Linked DNA regions of Homo sapiens: regions 2, 3 and 4 are each linked to region 1. Evidence: chromatin contacts called from ENCODE Hi-C or POLR2A ChIA-PET data. All regions are on one chromosome and are shown on one strand. The core of a region is the stretch at or near the end of the contact, and the rest is flanking DNA. Distances in the headings are between cores, read along the strand shown.

Evidence for each region. Hi-C counts contacts between places; a loop is a spot of excess contacts on that map. ChIA-PET counts read pairs that join two places held with the same protein, here RNA polymerase II (POLR2A). Pooled maps may share reads with other maps.
Region 2: a loop to region 1 is called in a pooled map, with 5 times the contacts of the local background. The contact joins two enhancer-like sites. A Hi-C loop is called at or near these places in 1 of 37 single-sample maps with no recorded cell type and 4 of 50 pooled maps. POLR2A ChIA-PET finds 5 or more read pairs at or near these places in 1 of 52 experiments (activated CD4-positive, alpha-beta T cell).
Region 3: a loop to region 1 is called in a map with no recorded cell type, with 2.5 times the contacts of the local background. The contact joins two enhancer-like sites. A Hi-C loop is called at or near these places in 2 of 37 single-sample maps with no recorded cell type and 2 of 50 pooled maps.
Region 4: a pooled map shows a loop between it and region 1 (7-fold over the local background). The contact joins the promoter of CSNK1G3 here to the enhancer-like site in region 1. A Hi-C loop is called at or near these places in 6 of 37 single-sample maps with no recorded cell type and 13 of 50 pooled maps.

Annotation. Positions count from the first base shown.
Region 1 is chr5:126,445,304-126,448,003 of GRCh38, forward strand. All of the region lies in intron 1 of GRAMD2B (GRAM domain containing 2B), which reads left to right. Among named protein-coding and RNA genes, the nearest start is that of GRAMD2B, 23 kb to the left of the region's middle. RefSeq lists an enhancer at 1-722. Within about 2 kb of position 1,373, at least 10 of the 41 ENCODE cell types and tissues checked have a DNase peak (open chromatin) inside an H3K27ac peak, as active enhancers do.
Region 2 is chr5:123,459,072-123,461,771 of GRCh38, forward strand. No RefSeq gene overlaps it. Among named protein-coding and RNA genes, the nearest start is that of CEP120, 37 kb to the left of the region's middle. Within about 2 kb of position 1,345, at least 2 of the 41 ENCODE cell types and tissues checked have a DNase peak (open chromatin) inside an H3K27ac peak, as active enhancers do.
Region 3 is chr5:124,055,957-124,058,656 of GRCh38, forward strand. No RefSeq gene overlaps it. Among named protein-coding and RNA genes, the nearest start is that of LINC01170, 380 kb to the right of the region's middle. RefSeq lists an enhancer at 756-945. Within about 2 kb of position 1,440, at least 10 of the 41 ENCODE cell types and tissues checked have a DNase peak (open chromatin) inside an H3K27ac peak, as active enhancers do.
Region 4 is chr5:123,510,911-123,513,610 of GRCh38, forward strand. CSNK1G3 (casein kinase 1 gamma 3) reads left to right here and starts at 1,267. Exons shown (of 14, transcript NM_001364140.2): 1 at 1,267-1,660. RefSeq lists enhancers at 979-1,038, 1,199-1,408, 2,439-2,588 and silencers at 1,589-1,678, 1,849-1,918.

The DNA of each region.
Region 1 (2,700 bases), core at 123-2,622:
ACTCCCACCAACAATGTAAAAGTGTTCCTTTTTCTCTGCAGCCTTGCCAGCATCTGTTTTTTCTTCACTTTTTAATAATCGCCATTCACTGGTGTGAGATGGTATCTCATTGTGGTTTTGATTTGTATTTCTCTAATGATCAGTGATGTTGAGCTTTTTTTCATATGAAAAATCCAGACAATCTTGAGGGCCAGCACAGCCTGAGGACTTGCTGACACAAAGTATTGACGGGCCAGAGGAAGTGGGCAGCCTGGATATCACATCACCCCATGTCTGCTGCTGCTCAGGTTTCTCTCACTGTCTCTTGGGTATGTGGTGGGGAGTGGGGGGTGAGGAGGGGGTGGGAGGGCAGATTAAAGAGAAGCAGCTGCAGCCTGAGGCACAGACAGGATGCAGAGTGACTCCATCATCCCACCTAGAGTCATGGACACCACCCACTTTGATACATTCTGTTCACAACCATAATTCCTTTCATGCTGATTCGTGTCATTGGGAATCTCTCTTCTTCAGCTTCAAGAGAGCCGAATCTGACTCAGGTGTTGAGATTGGGGAATGGCATTTCCATTTCTTCCTCTCTCCAGTATAGCCAGAGCAGGAAGGGCAAGAGAAAAGGGGTCCTGGTACCTGGTGATGTCAAAGTAGGCAGCTCCTACTGCTGTGCTAGCAAGAGCCATGTGGACTAGTGTGAGAACAGGAACTCTCCCAAGTCCCCTACTGGGTAACCAGATACCCAACAGTGTGCCTAGAGATGCTTTAGTCCACTCCAATCCTAAATACTACTACATTGTGCTAATAGTTTCCCTGAAAAACAGCCATATTTCACTCATTTTTTTAAAAATCAATTACAATTTTTAGCCTTAAGGTTTGATATTGGTATTGTGTTTATTTTTTCAAAGAATCTTTATCTTGTAGAGTTATACACTGCAATAGTTACAGATGAAAAGATAGTGTGGTCTGGGATTTGTCTCAAAACCAGTAGGAGGTAGGAGTGGTGGGCTACAGGTATATAGATGAAACAAGATTGCCTTGTTTATACTATTCTATCTACTTTGTACCTGTTTTCTATGTTATAAAATGTTCATAGTAAGTGGTTTAAACTTCAAAAATCATTTCTGAAAATAAGTGGATACCCTTATTTACTCAGCTGTGCTATAAATTTCATATTAACCCCCCAAAACTAGACCAGTCTGAGTGTTTCTAATAAAATCCAGCAGTAACCGTGACTGATTTTAAAACATTCACTGCTTCTCTTATCTACAATGCCTAGCTTCATTAGTCATGTAGAAAATGTTTACATTCCCCAAGCTTTTAAAAATTAAAAAAAAAAAAAAAAAAAACCTATGTGTTCTCAATTTGAGTAAGGTGTGACGGAGAGCAGCTCTGTGACACAGGCTGAGGGAGGAGGATTTGGTGTGGAGGCGAGGAAACTGGGGCCCTTACTAAGACACTGAAATATGATAAACATCCTTATGAAGATGCCACTCCCAGAAACTGGGACTTGAGCTACTCTTAGGAAGCCACAGACCATGGAATACAGATTCTTCTCCTGGAAACTTCTCCATTTCCAAGAAGGCATAAAATGAAGGAAAGCAATCCTCTTTCCTTTCCGTTTCTTGGAATCTAATATCTAAGCATTACCCTTTACACTCTAGCAAAGTAAAGCAAACTAAGGCATGACGGCCCCTCCCAGCAGTAATTATGAGATCATTTGGCCTCAGTAACTAGGCAGACTCCACTACCTTTCACCTAGTTTCGTGGGAAGAAATGGTAAAGCTCCCTCGATGGAAATGTTCCTTCTTTCGCCATAACCTTCACAGGATCCATCTGTCTAATCTTTGTCTGAAGGAATTGGAAGGGCAGGCGGTTGCCTCACCAAAAGCACCCTCAGTACTTTAGTCTACTGAATTATGGGGGGTTGTTCCAGAAGAGGATCCAAACCCCAGCAGAAAACTCCTGGCCTTTCCCATGCCAGTTTTCCCAAGCCCAGGAATTCCAAGTGAAGTACATCCATTCCTATTGCTATTTATACTGTCTGGTGTAGCCAAAATGGGCCCTGGGCTAGAAATCAGAAAGCCTAGGCCGGGCGCAGTGGCTCACGCCTGTAATCCCAGCACTTTGGGAGGCCAAGGCGGGCAGATCATGAGGTCAGAAGATTGAGACCATCCTCGATAACACGGTGAAACCCCGTCTCTACTAAAAAAATACAAAAAATTAGCCGGGCGTGGTGGCGGGCGCCTGTAGTCCCAGCTACTCAGGAGGCTGAGGCAGGAGAATGGCGTGAACCCGGGAGGCGGAGCTTGCAGTGAGCCGAGATCGTGCCACTGCACTCCAGCCTGGGCGACAGAGCAAGACTCCGTCTCAAAAAAAGAAAAAAAAAAAAAAAGAAAGAGATCAGAAAGCCTGGCCTTTAGAGCTGATTTAAGGAACATGAAGTCCTTAAGGTAAATGAATTGAACCTTTTTGTGGGGATACAGAGATGTGAAAAGACCAGGATCCTGCCCTCCAGAGGCATATGGTCAAAGCAGGGCAAAGACAAGTAAACAGTAGCCCATTTATAATTTTTTTTTTTTTTAAAAAATAGTCTCACTCTGTTGCCCAGTTTGGAGCACAGTGTGGCATGATCTCGGCTTACTGCAACCTCCGCCTCCCAGGTTCAAGCAATTCTTCTGCCTCAGCCTCCCAAGTAGGTGGGATTACAGG
Region 2 (2,700 bases), core at 95-2,594, 3.0 Mb before region 1:
GGCACTATTCACAATAGCAAAGACTTGGAACCAACCCAAATGTCCAACAATGATACACTGGATTAAGAAAATGTGGCACATATACACCATGGAATACTATGCAGCCATAAAAAAGGATGAGTTCATGTCCTTTGTAGGGACATGGATGAAATTGGAAATCATCACTCTCAGTAAACTGTCGCAAGGACAAAAAACCAAACACCGCATGTTCTCACTCATAGGTGGAAATTGAACAATGAGAACACATGGACACAGGAAGGGGAACATCACACTCTGGGGACTGTTGTGGGGTGGGGGGAGGGGGGAGGGATAGCATTAGGAGATATACCTAATGCTAAATGACGAGTTAATGGGTGCAGCACACCAGCATGGCACATGTATACATATGTAACTAACCTGCACATTGTGCACATGTACCCTAAAACTTAAAGTATAATAATAATAAAATAAAATAAAATAAAAGAAGAAAAATAAATTTGGTTGAATTTGTTTTATTTCTTAATTAATTTGACACGTATTTGTTGAATATTTATTCTGTGCTACATACATGGGGGTAAAATAATAATCTGAAATTCCTCTAAGAATTTGTAATTCAATAATGAATAGTAATTATTGTGAATTCTGCCTCCAACCTCTTTCTATACCCTTCAATAACTCTATGTAACCATCATCTAAGGCCACTACAACTAGTGCTTAAAATCTTTATCATAGCTTGGCCGGGCGCGGTGGCTCACGCCTGTAATCCCATCACTTTGGGAGGCCGAGGTGGGCAGATCACGAGGTCAGGAGTTCAAGACCAGCCTGGCTAACATGGTGAAACCCCATCTCTACTAAAAATACAAAAATTAGCCGGGTGTGGTGGCACCTGCCTGTAATCCCAGCTACTTGGGAGGCTGAGGCAGGAGAATCGCTTGAACCCAGGAGGCGGAGGTTGCAGTGAGCCGAGACCGTGCCACTGCACTCCAGCCTGGCAACAGAGCAAGACTCCATCTCAAAAAAAAAAAAAAAAATCTTTATCATAGCCTATCTGGATCACTGTAATTGCTCCAGACCTGATCATGCCATTTCCCTGCTTAAACTCTGTACTGCCTTGTCACTGGCCTCAAAACTCTGTGATTAATTAGGTCTCAATTTACCTCTCTAGATTTATCTATCACCACTCATACCTCAAAATCTATCACTTTAGATTAAATTCTTTTCCATTTTCCATCTTGCTATACTCCTTCTTACTTTTGGGGTTTGCACATGACACTCCCTCTGCTTGAATCATATTCTCCACCCCAATCCTCTTCTATCTTTGCCTGTTTACTTCTTACAAGCCCTTCAGGTCTCCTATTATGCGTCACTGCAGGAAGCTTTCCTTGACCTTTGAAGTCATGCCTTGACGATAGCACCTCCTACTTTCCCTGGCATTCCCCTTATCACACCACATCATAACTGCCAGTTTAATAGCCTAGTCAGTGTTTAAAAATTAGCATGCTGCACTTCTCACTGTGAACTCTGGCATAATTGTTAAGATACAGGTAATAACATTGACTGGAAACATTAAATGGATATGAGAAGAGTGTAAAGTTATCTGTATATGGGTAAACTTCAAGTAATGGTTATGTCAGAGCCAAAGGAAAGCTTCCCTTCACCCTCTGAAGGTTTGCTGAAAATCACTGACAAGAGGCAGATTACTAAGAGGAAAGGTGTACAAATTTATTTGATCATAGTTTTACTTGACATGAGAGCCTTCAGAATGAAAACCCAAAGATAGAGGGGAAATTGTCCATTTTCATGCTTGGGTTCAACAAAGTACGGAAGCTGTGTAAAAATATGATTGGACAAAAGGGTAAGATCTAATGTTAATAGGCTAAGGGGGGAAGCCCAGCATGGCCTGTCTGTCTAGATTCTTTTTGGCCTCTCTGATCATGTATTCCTTCCTTCTGAGTGAGGGGTGAGACCCTCTCAGGAATGGGACTCTTATGACCTATATTCAAACAAAGTAGGTCAGATAATTTCCCTATGACTAGTCTATTTTTTTTTTTTTTTTTTTTTTGAGACAGAGTCTCACTCTGCCATCTGTCACCCAGGCTGGAGTGCAGTGGTGAGGTCTCGGCTCACTGCAACCTCCACCTCCTGGGTTCAAGCGATTTTCTTGCCTCAGCCTCCTGAGTAGCTGGGATTACAGATATGCACCACTATGCCCAGCTAATTTTTGTATTTTTAGTAGAGACAGGGTTTTGCCATATTGGCCAGGCTGGTCTCGAACTCCTGATATGGCCAGTTTTTACGAGCAGGGTGAGAAAGTTATAATATTTTTAGATTTTATAGCTGGCTCTGAGGGAAGGGATTCTGGTTTCTATGACTCACCTCAGGGAAGAGGGATCCTAATTTCTTTGGCTAGCCTTGGGGGAAAACGAGAGTGAGAGATAGGAGGGCAGATCAGAGAAAAACTTTGCTTCTGAGGCCTTCCTTTTGGGGTACTATTTTCTGAGTCCAGTGGTTATTATATGTTGCTGCTGGCAAATTGTCCAGTTAAGAAGTTCCAAAAGAGACTATATGGCAATATATTACCTACCTTTTTGTTTGGAATTATAATATTTTTAGAAACATGTAGGAAGTCAAAATTAACTCCCTTATATCTATGTGTGCCTTTTATTATAAAGTCATCTGGTACCATGACTTTAAAAGGCACACATACTCACATGCACACAA
Region 3 (2,700 bases), core at 190-2,689, 2.4 Mb before region 1:
CAGTTGTCCAAATGCTACTGTCCACAAACCATATGGCAGGTTTTCAAACCAGTCACAGAAACACATTCATCTGCCACACTTCTTCCTTGCATTCAGAAGCTTGACAGTGATGAGTTTTACTTGACTATGTCTTTAGAAACAACTCTGGGCTTGTTCTGTAACCCTAACAGAGGCAGCTGGAATTTACAAACCCACTGTGAAATGTGATGGGCTCAGTGTGTTTCTTCTCCAGCAGTGTCTTACTTCTCTTAGTGAAATTTCTGTCCCAATCTTGTGAATAGAAAAGCGAGGCTGGGGGTTTGGGGATGGAGTGGGAGGAAGGAAAATCTACATCATAGAGAAGGTTTACATATAGAAAAACACAGCATAGTGGGGTAGATCTCAAAGTCTATTGCAGTTTTCTGAAGGGCAGAAGGTGGGTTTTTTGTTGTTGTCTATCATTTTCCTTAGAATTACCAAGGGTAAATTAAGTGCTGCTCTAGAAGCCCTGTCATGGCCAACAACTCGGCAATGGACTGTTGAGGTCTTGAGGTTTCTGCAGAGGTATTTTCAGTTGGTGGGGCTCCAGCACTTTCTTGTTCCGCAGTTCTAAGCCTATTTGCATGAAGCATTCTTCAGGTTAACTGCTCAACTCTCACCTTCATGAATCTGGCATATGAGCAATTATCTCTCTCCAAGGACCGGCATTTGTTGGTCTGATTTTCTCGTTCATAGAGTGATGAGATTTCTGCTTGACGTCCTAGTGCCCCTGAGCCTGGCAGGACATGAGTGGTACTCCTGGGCAACCACAGCACTGTTCCAGATAAGAGCAGTTCTCACTCTGAGGACCCTCAAGTCTTCCATGAACTCAGGTCCTTAAAGACACAAGAACAAATACCTAAACGGGAACTGCGCCGAGACGTGTGTATGTGTGTACATGTGGGTACCTTATGTGGAAGCACACACATGTACATGTGCGCAGGAGCTGAAGGGAGCATGATAATTCCCTACGATGCCATGAATAAGAGAACAGCTGTTTATCTCAGATATTAAAAGAATGTCAATTGGGTTGAGTTTTCTTTTGGCACAAGAATAAGGAATGCTTAAGTTTCCCACTTGCATTTAATTTATTTTTAGGTTTATTCACCACCATTTGTCAGGTTTCTTGAGCGTGACCTGAAACTGACCTTTAGATAAACGTGAAGGCAAACAGAGCCCTGAAACTCTATCTGTATGTTCTTTTGTCTTGGGAACTGTAAATCGGGGCATTAGGTGAATAACACAGCTTGGCTTTGTGTCATGAAAAGTAATTCGGGCTGTGGTAAGGGCAGGATTTATGAAGCTGTCTGGCTAGACTTGGGCAAAATGCCAGCTTACACCTGCCTTGCAGATATGGATGTGTGCAGTTGTCACCTTGCTGAAGCAGCCAAATTCCTTTCACTGGATAGAGGCATTGCTCTGCCACCAAAGCTGGGAGCGGGTAGGGAGGCACTGGTGGGGGCACCTGCTGTGGAGGAGCGAAACAGTCTTTAGGAAACAGACAGCATAGACTTCCCTTTTTGAACTTCCCTTTTCTAACTCCCAGGCAAAACTCTCTTTAAAAAAAAATGTAATTACTATTTCCAAAACATTGTAAGTAATCTTGTGGGGTTGGCAAGAAAATGAAAGTAAATCAATTTGCAAAGCTTTACAGCTTTTTTTTTTTTTTTTTAATGAGAGATTGTGTCATAGCTAAGGTGGCTATATAATTTATCATCCAAACAGGGACACTTTTCAAAGTGAAAAAGGGAGGGCTGTAATTAATTCAGCCAGGACAACAGGCATAAATTGGGGCTGTCTGAGGCAAACCAGGATGGACGAGGACCCTAGTCATGAAAATTTACACTGCCACACAATGAACCCACCAAAGGACTGTTGTGTTACAAGGATGCTTCTCTAAGAAGTGACAGAAATTACACTGTCTCGTTGATGGTGCTGGACTCCCTCCACAAAGCAGATGGCCAAATTGTCATGATGCCAAATCACACTGCAGAATTTCTGTAGTAAAATCGTCATGCGCCCTTTTTCTCAGTGCCTTCCCCATCTCAGAAAAGTGCAAAAGCTCAGCAAATCCTTGCTTTTCCTGAGAATGGCCATCAGATAATATACAAAGCCTGGTCAGCATCTGATTAATTAGGATAAAGGCACAAGGGAGAATGTACAGTGTATGGGGAATAGCACTGATCTTTTTTATCTCAATGCTAATGAACTTTGACATGAACTTCCCCTTCTCCAGCAAAGTCATTTCTTAGAGTTTTCAGCTTTCTCCCCACTTTCTCATACTTTATAGCTTCACTGGTGTATTCATTTCATATGGATGCCATAACAAATAATAAAAAAATTTGGTGTCTAAAAACGAGAAATTATTTTCTCATAACACTGGGAGCCAGAAGTCTGAAATCAAGACGTCAGCAGGACTATGCTCCCTCCAAAGACTTTAGGGGAGAATTCTTCCTTACCTCTCCCAATTTGTGGTGGCTCCTGGTGTTCTTTGGCTTGTGGCAACATAACTGCAAACTCTGCCCCTCTTTCCACATGGCCTTCTTCTTGGGTCTCTGTGTCCTTTCCTCTTTTATAAGGATACCTGTCATTGAACTTTGTGCCCACCTTATATCTGGGATAATTTCGTCTTGAGATTTTTAAATAACTACATCTGCAAAGATCTTATTTCCAAATAACATT
Region 4 (2,700 bases), core at 17-2,516, 2.9 Mb before region 1:
CTACCCTTCTAAGGCTGGTGATGCTAGTCACTTCTTAACTTCCAGTTTGGGGAAGAAGTGAGAAGAGAGGTTTAAAAAAAAGGCACTGTTGTATTACAAACCAAAATCAAAAACAGATTTCTATACTAACTACCCTTCCAAAGGTAACACATTAGCTATACCGTTAATCTAGCAAAGCAGGGAGGAAAATGAAGGAGTGCATTTGTTTCATTAGTCTTTTCGTTTTGAGAGGTAGACAGGAGAGATAGAGATACACAAGACTCAAGTTTCTTGATACAGTAAGTATATTAAGAATATAAACGGGTTTGATAAAATGAACATTTAAAAAACATGGCACCAGGCTGATTCTTCTTCCTGCACACCTTAATGCCTAACTTTTGAAAGGACTTGAGACATAAGAATCACAATTTTAAAAAATTATAGTTTCCATGCCTTCATGGTGGATCAATTTCCATAGAAGTCTACCAAAATGACTTATCTCCATCCCAGGGAAGCAACTGCAAGAGGGAAAATGAAAGGAATGCAGTCTTTCTATGTAGGCAGAGTGGACTTAAGTGTGAGTCAGAAACACCGATTTCAGTTTGTGCGCTGCAACTTGATAACTTGGGTGATGTTTGGCTTCTCAGAACTTTGGGAGGTGAATTTGAAAAACAGGTAATGCCACACTATATAGTTCAGAGGATTACCTCAGCTTACAAACAGCAAATGAGACGCAAATGTGAGCCATAATTCACATTTCTAAGCAGTTGGAGCCCTGATATGGCACTGGGGTTACAAACAAGCGGGGAAAAATGTCAACCCAGTGATGTCATACTCCTAGGCCGGGCCCTAAGATTTTTTTGGAACCTGGCGGGCTGAGCACAACAGGGAAAGCCTCAGCACCCTGACTTGGCACAATGGTACCCTTAAGGCTCTTTGCTCACTCAGTTCTTAGTAGCTCTCCTAAAGCATGGTGGTGTTCTCTTCCAGTTCTCTGCGTAGACTTTGCTATGCTTCTCCGCCCACTGCTTCATCCAGAGAAACACTCGTATCCACAGCCTCTCCCCACTTTCCCTCACGCACGGCTCTAGAAAGACGGGGATAGGGCGCGGCTTAGGCTTTATACACCTTGCCAGCCAATGACCGCGCCGTCTCCTTTCCGGTCGGCGATCCGACCAATCCAAGAAGGTTGGTGCAATCTTCGGCTCTACTCGGCTGTTTTCGCTGATGCGGGCAGCTTGGGGGCCGCCGCCGCTAAACAGACGCTTTCCTTTTTAATTTTTTTTCCATGTGTTCACTTCCGGGTCCGGCGTCGATCCGGATGCCCGAGGCAGAAGGATGTTTGACCTCCGGATAAGCGAGGCGCTGCTGTGCATTCATTCCGGGCTGCATCGGTGGCGACAGCAGAGGCTCGGGCGGCGACTCTCCGGCCAGCGGCGGCGGTAGGAGGCACCAGCGGCAGTGCAGGGACCGAATCCGAGCAGCGCTGCGTTACCTCTCTCTCTCGCTCCTTCCCCCCTACCTCGCTCGCTCGCTCGCTCGCTCCCTGCGTGGCTCGCTTTCCTCCTCCGGCCGCCGGCGGGTGTGATGTGCCGCCGCCGCTGCCCCCGCCGGCGCTGACGGACTGGGGGCGCCGCCCGCGCCCGGGACCGACCCCTCTGCTCGCGGCCGCGCCTTTGAGGTAAAGCCCCCTGCGCGTAGGTGCTCCGCTGCCAGCCCCGGCCCGGCGGCTGCCTCGGCGCGGCCGCGGCGCCCTCCCTCCCGGGTGGGGCTGGGGTCCCGGGCGGGTGGGGTGGGGTGCGGCGGGGGCGGCGCCGCAGGCGCGGGTGTCGGGGGAGGGGTGGGCGAGGACCATGGCGGGTGGCCCGGAGGCGTGGGCAGGAGGGGGCCGCGGTCGGAGGCTGAGGGCGCGGAGGGCTAGGGGGCAGCGGGGGCCGCGGGTGGCGGGTCGGGCTGGGTGCAAAAGTTGCCGGAGTGGTGCGGCGCGACTGGGGCGGCGAGGGAGGTGGGCCAACTGGGCCGGCGGGGGCTTCCTTAGGAGAGATTGGGAGGTGGGGAGTGTCGCCCACGGTGCTCCTTGACTGTGTCCAGACAATTACCTTTGGAGTAGGGGCTTCAGGCAGGAAGGAGGCATGGATAGGCTGGGAGGAGGCGACGGGGGCCAGCGTTCAGCTCAGGGATAAACTTCCCGTTGGAGTGTTTAAGGGGTTGGGTGGGGGGACACAGGGATTTACCTGTTTCTTAGAGCTTTGACTCAGCTCAAAACTTAACCAAGACATTAGTCAAAGGTTAGCAAAATCACTCTGATGGTTACTCTCATGGTGCCGGTTTGTTTGTTTATCCCACATGCAGGGGAAGTGACACTGAGAAGCATCGGGTCTCTTGGTCCACAGCCTCCACATTTCTTTTCAGCAGGATGAGGAGGGAGATGTGTGTCTACTCGTGGGGTGGGGGTAGTGAGGCCTGTGTCATGGTCATTCCCCTTCTCCCACCTCATGTTTTAGGGAGGAAAAGTTCAGATGGGGGAGAGAGTGAGTGTGCCTGTGTGTGTGGGAGACAGCTACTGTTGATACACTGTGTGAATTACTTTCAACTCTTTTGTAGTAAGCACCCAGGCTGGTCAGTGGCTCCTTTTAAATCTTCTATTAAAATATTTACTTTAAATTAGAGAATTAAAAATGTACTTATTTTTAATGAATTAAGAAAATAAGTCATTATTTT